2 separate regions of the Mus musculus genome follow, and region 2 is linked to region 1. A link is a loop called in an ENCODE intact Hi-C map of the cell type or tissue named here. Cell type or tissue: gastrocnemius. All regions are shown on one strand. Each heading gives the region's core, and the rest is flanking DNA. Links, peaks and the distances in the headings are about the cores only.

Region 1 (2,906 bases), core at 264-2,763:
CTTTGCTCCATCGAGAGACTACTTGACATCTGAATGGTCAATTACCTTCCACAACATATTGGCCTTGAAAGAGCCTATCAGGATGGTTCATTTGGTACATCTATCAGGAAATGGGCACACGGTCCTTCATTTCAGTGTCTCATTACTTAGTCCAAAGACACCATGCTGAACTAAAACTCTCCAAAGGATCTGTCAGGCAGACTGGCTTTATTCCACCCTCTGATTTCTCCTCCAAAGGGAAAGATGTGCTGTGCAGAGTGGAAGTGTTCTAACAAAGGTGGTCATTAAAGTGAATTTCAGTAAATTTAAGTAGAAATTATTGAAAACAATTTCTCAACAATACGAGCCCAGTGTTCTCTCAGAACTGCATACAAGCACAACAGTCCTGGTTCTTTCCACCAGGGGTTTTTCAGTTCTGAGAATCGGCCCTCACACTGAGATGAGGCCCATTGCTCACAAGTATTATTCAAGGAAACCCGATGGCTAAGGGAACCGTGCACACTGGCCTGAGGTACTGGACTGGGGCAGAGGAAGGATAGCATTATAGAAATGGGATTTGAGTGAGCCTGAGACCCTAGGTTAACTGAGCCTAGTGTTCCTTCCCTAACGTGTGGCTTATGGGTGAAGAACATCAGGTAAGCTCCTGACTTCACACACAGGACTAAAAAGCCAAAGGGGACTTGATGTTCTCCCAGCGAGCGGCATTAGAAACAAGGCATGATGTGGTTCTAACAGCACAGGGCAGGCCCACTTTTTCTGTCTATGCCTTAGCTTGCCTATCTCTACACCGAGCAGTGTGGATAGCAGATCCTTATGGTTCCAGGCAGCCTCCCATTCTGAGACAGACTCCAGTTCTATGCTACCACGGAGGCCACCGGCCTCCACAAGGCAGTCCTGAGATCTGCACGGCAAGCTCTGACCAGTTTTCCTCCATCTCTTCTTCTCTTGACCGAGTCCTCGATGCCTTCAAGAAGGTTCCCCTAGTCCCCTCTGGCGTAATCACTCACTTCTCTCTCTGGGAGCTCAGCACAAGAAGGTGACATAATTGGGGGAGAGGAGGGAGAGAGTTAAGGAAGGGGCAGGCGGAAACATGGGAATAGGAGGAACACTACCGGCCCCTCTGCTCATATTCCACTGTGTACCCCTATCAAACCCAGCTAGCCAGCTCATTACAGTACTAGTCCTGGGAATCCAAAAGCCTTGATGGTTTAGAAAGCCAGTGGCTAAGGATTCCAACTGAACCCTTCTCTGGCATTGTTTCTGAGCCAAAAGCCACCCCCATCCCAGGTTGTCAGGTATAACAGCTTTGTCCATCCACAGAGGAAGCAGAAGGCAAATTGGCCACAGGAGCAAGCACCTGCAGAGGGGGAGGGGAGCTGCAGCATTGAGCTGGTGGGGGCAGGGTGCTCGGCGCTGAGGCTCAGGCTGTGGGAGACAGTGCCATGCTGTGGCCACCTGCCGCCTCTGCGCTGCCTTCCGCAGCCTCTGCAGGTACCGAGCGAGCTCAAGTGAGGCCTGCTTCCTGACCCACTTTCCTCCCCATCTCTATTTAGCTGTTCACTGGTGATGCTCCTGGCATGCCAATCAGATACTGCAGCCGGCAGTGCAGCTTGTTACAACAAATCCACGGCTCCTAGTAAACTCAGTGGAAAAGTACTGCACCGAGCAGCCTAATTAAGCTGACGCAGTTTCCACGGCCACACAAGGAAAAGACAGGACCGAGGAAGGGGCTGGGGGTGGGGGGGGGGGCATGAGGTAGGGGCTGGTGAAGCCGACTGTGGTTGTAAGACACTTGAAGGAGGAGACTTTTCAGCCCAAGTTCTCTAGATCCAGAGCCCTGGAAGAGCCTCTGAATGTGCAGAGAAGGACTAGACTTCAGGTCTGCAGGCTGCACTGCCCTCCCTCACGCTGTGACCTTGGGCAAACTATTCCTATGGAGGGACGGGAGGGGGGGGGGGACGGGGGATGGGGGGGGGACGGGGGGGGGAGCACGACAGGGAATATCGAGCTTGACTGTTGTTAAAACAGACTGTGAGTCTTATTCTCCAGACTGTCAAACTGTCAAACTTATGACAAAAGAAAAAGAAAAACAGAAAAAAGAATCATGAACTGTCACTGGGCCCCATGAAAGAACAGAGCCAGAGACTTCCTTTCTGGTTCCCTTTTGGCTGCCCGCTTATTGTGACCTTGGGCAAACCACGTGAACTCTAGACATTTCGAAGCCTTCATCAGATGAAGAGGCTGGATGGACCCTGGTGGGTGGTGGTGGGGGCAACTCCAATGCCAGTGCTCCACTTGAGTCCATAAAAGGCTGAGGGCATCAGCCCTGTCCTCCCAGCACCACCTTGTATGGTTACCCACACCAGACCTTGTTTTCTCTGGGCAGGAAGGAGTAGCCCGTTCTTGCCCTTCTGTTGAAAAATTTAGTCTAGCAATGCAAAGCAGCAGTGTGTCTCTCCTTGCTTTTCTTTAGACAACTTGGCAACTCTGGCTGTGAGGTCACCTTGTCCCCAGTACCCCTGCTGCTGAGACAGGAGTGAGGATGAACTGCAGGGATGCTGAGAGGCACACGTGGAAGGGATACCACAGAACACTGAGCCTCTCTCCTCAGGACTGCGCAGGCCAGGGTGGTTGGGCATGCAGAACCAGCCAAGAAGCAAGTGTCAGGTGAAGGAAGAACATGGAGACAGGGAGGCAGAGACATGGCAGGGTGAGGCAGAACAGCTCTGGGTTTGACAGACCCATCAGAGGCTACATGAAGCCACTTCCTGCATGTCGGAATCCGTTATTTGATATCACTACCACAACCTTTGCTCAACTTGGTCTCGGTCACTGCCACAGTCCCTTCACCCCACCACCACTATTCTAGGCTGACTACTCCTCCGCTACAGCTCTCGCCAGCACAC
Region 2 (2,906 bases), core at 141-2,640, 110 kb before region 1:
TGGGGAGCAGGAGCAGGCGTCAGGACCCATCAGAGCACTGGGGCCTCCCTGGGCTTACTGCTGGAGGCTGTAGATAAAACAAACAAATGGAAAGGATTCGAGCTCTCCAAGGCTGTAGCCCTGTACACTGTGGACGTACCCAACCTAAGGAAGTCCAGATGAGACTAATTCAGTTTCTAAACCCAACTCAACTGACACTTTATTTAAGACAATTGGCTCTCCTGTCTGCTCTGCATCACTGACTTCAATGGGTGTTATGCGCCACCGTGGGGGTGGATCCCATTAGGCAGAAAACCTGACCTGCAGTTTCTGGGAGCCTGAAGCCTGGACATGGGCCTGATTAGCCATCATGGGCTCCTACTGCCTGCAACCTTGATCCCCCGCAGCAAGTCTAGCTCTCACTTTCGTGGTTGAGGGAGGGGAGACTGGGACTGGTCAAGGTCACACAGCAAGTGAGTGGCTGAGCGTCATGTCAGTCTCTGTCGTGTGTTCTGACCAGAGCCTGTTCCTGAAATGCAGATCCCCATGGCGAACCCCTGAACAGCTCTGAAAGGCAAGCACATTTTTTTTCTAAAGGCAAGCGTGGCATAAATAATTCATAAGTGGAAGTCATAGCACATATTGGTCATTTCAATAGATAGTAGGTTGCCTTTCCAATTTATGGTTTCAGGGGTGGGGCTGTGATAAAAATAACTTGGTGATTTCTAAAACATCTTAAGTCAACAGATCCCTAGTAGGTTTGTCTGACTTTACAGCCAACAGCCTCACCATCCTGGTTACCATAGAAATGGGATGCCTTGCTCTGTTGCTATGGCTACCACTTTCTAGAACACAATTGGTGGGTCTCATGGTTTGTGATTTGGTTCTGGGGGAAAAAAATAAAATAAAAAGAGCCAGAAACTACCAGCTTGTGTTTGTGTAGCACCATCAAGCAGTTGCCGCTGAGTGTCCTGAATTTTACAAGGCAGCCACCTCGCTGGCCAGGTTGGGGGCCAGCTACCTCTGGGCTACCTGACAGAGCTCTTCATCCTCACGTCATAGTCCCAGGAGGGATCAGCTGACCTGGTCCTGACTATGGTGGGGCTCAGCTGCTCTGGGAAAAGAATGGATAAAGGAGCCACCATCACGGGAATGGCAGTCTGAGGGTGGCAGGGAAGGCTGAGGGGGCAGAGAGGCAAGACAGACTGAGCTGCCCGAGCTGTGGGAAACTCAGTCGCCCCCTAGCGGGGATGGGGTGGAGACAGGCAGAGAGCTGTGCGGAAACTGCCAGGAGGGTAGGAGGGTGCCTAAGGCTGAAGTGCCTGGGCTGTGTGTGTGTGTGTGTGTGTGTGTGTGTGTGTGTGTGTGTGTGTGTGTGCGCGCGCGCGCGCGCGCTATGTGGTTCCAGCACTACTTCATGTGCTGCTCTGGGTGTGCACACATGATTTGTCTGTGTGCATACTACCGGGGTGTGACAGGTTGGTGTGAGGTAGCATACTGTGTTGAAGTCTTTGTGAGTTGGCTCTTGTCTTCTTTGTGTGGTCCAGGCACTGAGCTATATTCTCTACACCTATGCCCTCGTGTCTGAGCTTAGGACATCGGCTAAGCGTGTACTCTGGGTTATTGAATCCATGGTCTGTGGGTGACTTGGCACACAGTTCATATAGGGCACAGGTCCCAGCGCTTGCCCTGTGGACGATAACACCAGCATTACTCTCAAACTTGCTGTCCCGGGCCTATCAGGAAGAGCTTGCCTCTTTGTCTGGAGTCAATAATCACCGTGATTGTGTGTGTCGCCCTGCCACCACCACTTCCCCACCCTGGTCTTAGCTGTGCTCCATAATTCTGACTACTATGAGGTCTTTTCTACCAAGGGCTCAGCAAAGGCTGAAGGCTACATAGGATGCAGACTGGACCACCCAAGGATAATCTCATCACTGGTCCATCCTCAAAGGGCTGCTTCTGCTCCAGAGCAACTGAGTCTAAGATCCACAAAGGTGTAGCCGCAATCACATCTAGTTGGATCTAGTCACCTCTGCCCTTCATGAGCTACATGGGACAGCATGGCCTGCTCTTAGGGGGTCTGGGAAGAGGGAGCCATAGTCAACATTCGATCCAGGGCTGGCTTCTCAGTAAAACTCAGGCAGCTTGGTGGTGAGAGAGCTTATTGTCTGAGTTGATAAGCAGGGCTGTCTCAACTCCCTTATTCTCTTTGAAGCCCTTGGCTTAGTCCCCAAACCTTTGTTCTCGCCTTTCCTTTTAGACACGGTAGGGATATGACTGCCTGTTCTACCAAGATAGGATACATAGTAGATCCTGGAACTTTGGTAGTTTTTCCTCTCTCCTCCCAACCTTGGGTCTGGCAAAGGGATGAGCTGTTTTGGCTTTGGCTGGGTCCTGGCTGCTTTCCTGCTAGTCTAAGCTTAATGGAACACTGGGGTGTCTCAGCACTCCAGAAGTCGCTTCTTCCACAGCCCAGGAAGGATCCACACATGCCCAGAGAGAGGTCTTTGGGGCCCTGTGCTTGCTTAGTAGTGGTTTGGCTTTGTAGAAGCAGAGGCTGAGAAGGCAGAGGTCAGGGAGTCTATCAGGGTACTTCCTGATGGAGTCTTTCTGTCTGGCTCTGTCTGGCTCTTGCTTCCTACCTTCTAGCTTCCACTGTTAGTGCAGTGGGACCCAGACTGCACCTCGAGCCTTGATAAGCAGGGGTTTCCCCATGCTAGCCTTGTGTGTGTTGCATGTATTAATTTCTGGTATCTTCTTTAGTTACTCTCACTTTTTGGAGACAGGGTCTCTCGCTTGGCGGGGCTCACCAATTCCACTACAATGATTGGCCAGTGAGCTCCAGAGGCCCACTTGTCTCTGCCCCTCAGCTCCGGGATTACAAGCCTATGCCACCACATTTAACTCTTTTTGTTCTCGTTAAT

The links. A loop is a pair of places that touch in the nucleus more often than their neighbours do. Peaks named below come from ENCODE experiments on the same cell type or tissue, not always from the same donor. Only the 100,000 strongest peaks of a DNase experiment are listed, where the experiment ranks them.
Region 2: a loop joins it to region 1, with 1.9 times the contacts of the local background. A loop is called at or near these places in 2 of 42 quality-filtered maps.

The regions. Positions count from the first base shown.
Region 1 is chr7:46,534,120-46,537,025 of GRCm38, forward strand. All of the region lies in intron 9 of Sergef (secretion regulating guanine nucleotide exchange factor), which reads right to left. Among named protein-coding and RNA genes, the nearest start is that of Sergef, 100 kb to the right of the region's middle. In gastrocnemius, for the core only: a CTCF peak has its summit at 1,458; a DNase peak (open chromatin) is centred at 1,422.
Region 2 is chr7:46,421,772-46,424,677 of GRCm38, forward strand. The region is part of intron 1 of Kcnc1 (potassium voltage gated channel, Shaw-related subfamily, member 1); the gene reads left to right. Among named protein-coding and RNA genes, the nearest start is that of Kcnc1, 27 kb to the left of the region's middle. In gastrocnemius, for the core only: a CTCF peak has its summit at 1,220; DNase peaks (open chromatin) are centred at 1,213 and 2,385; H3K27ac peaks cover 1,681 bases.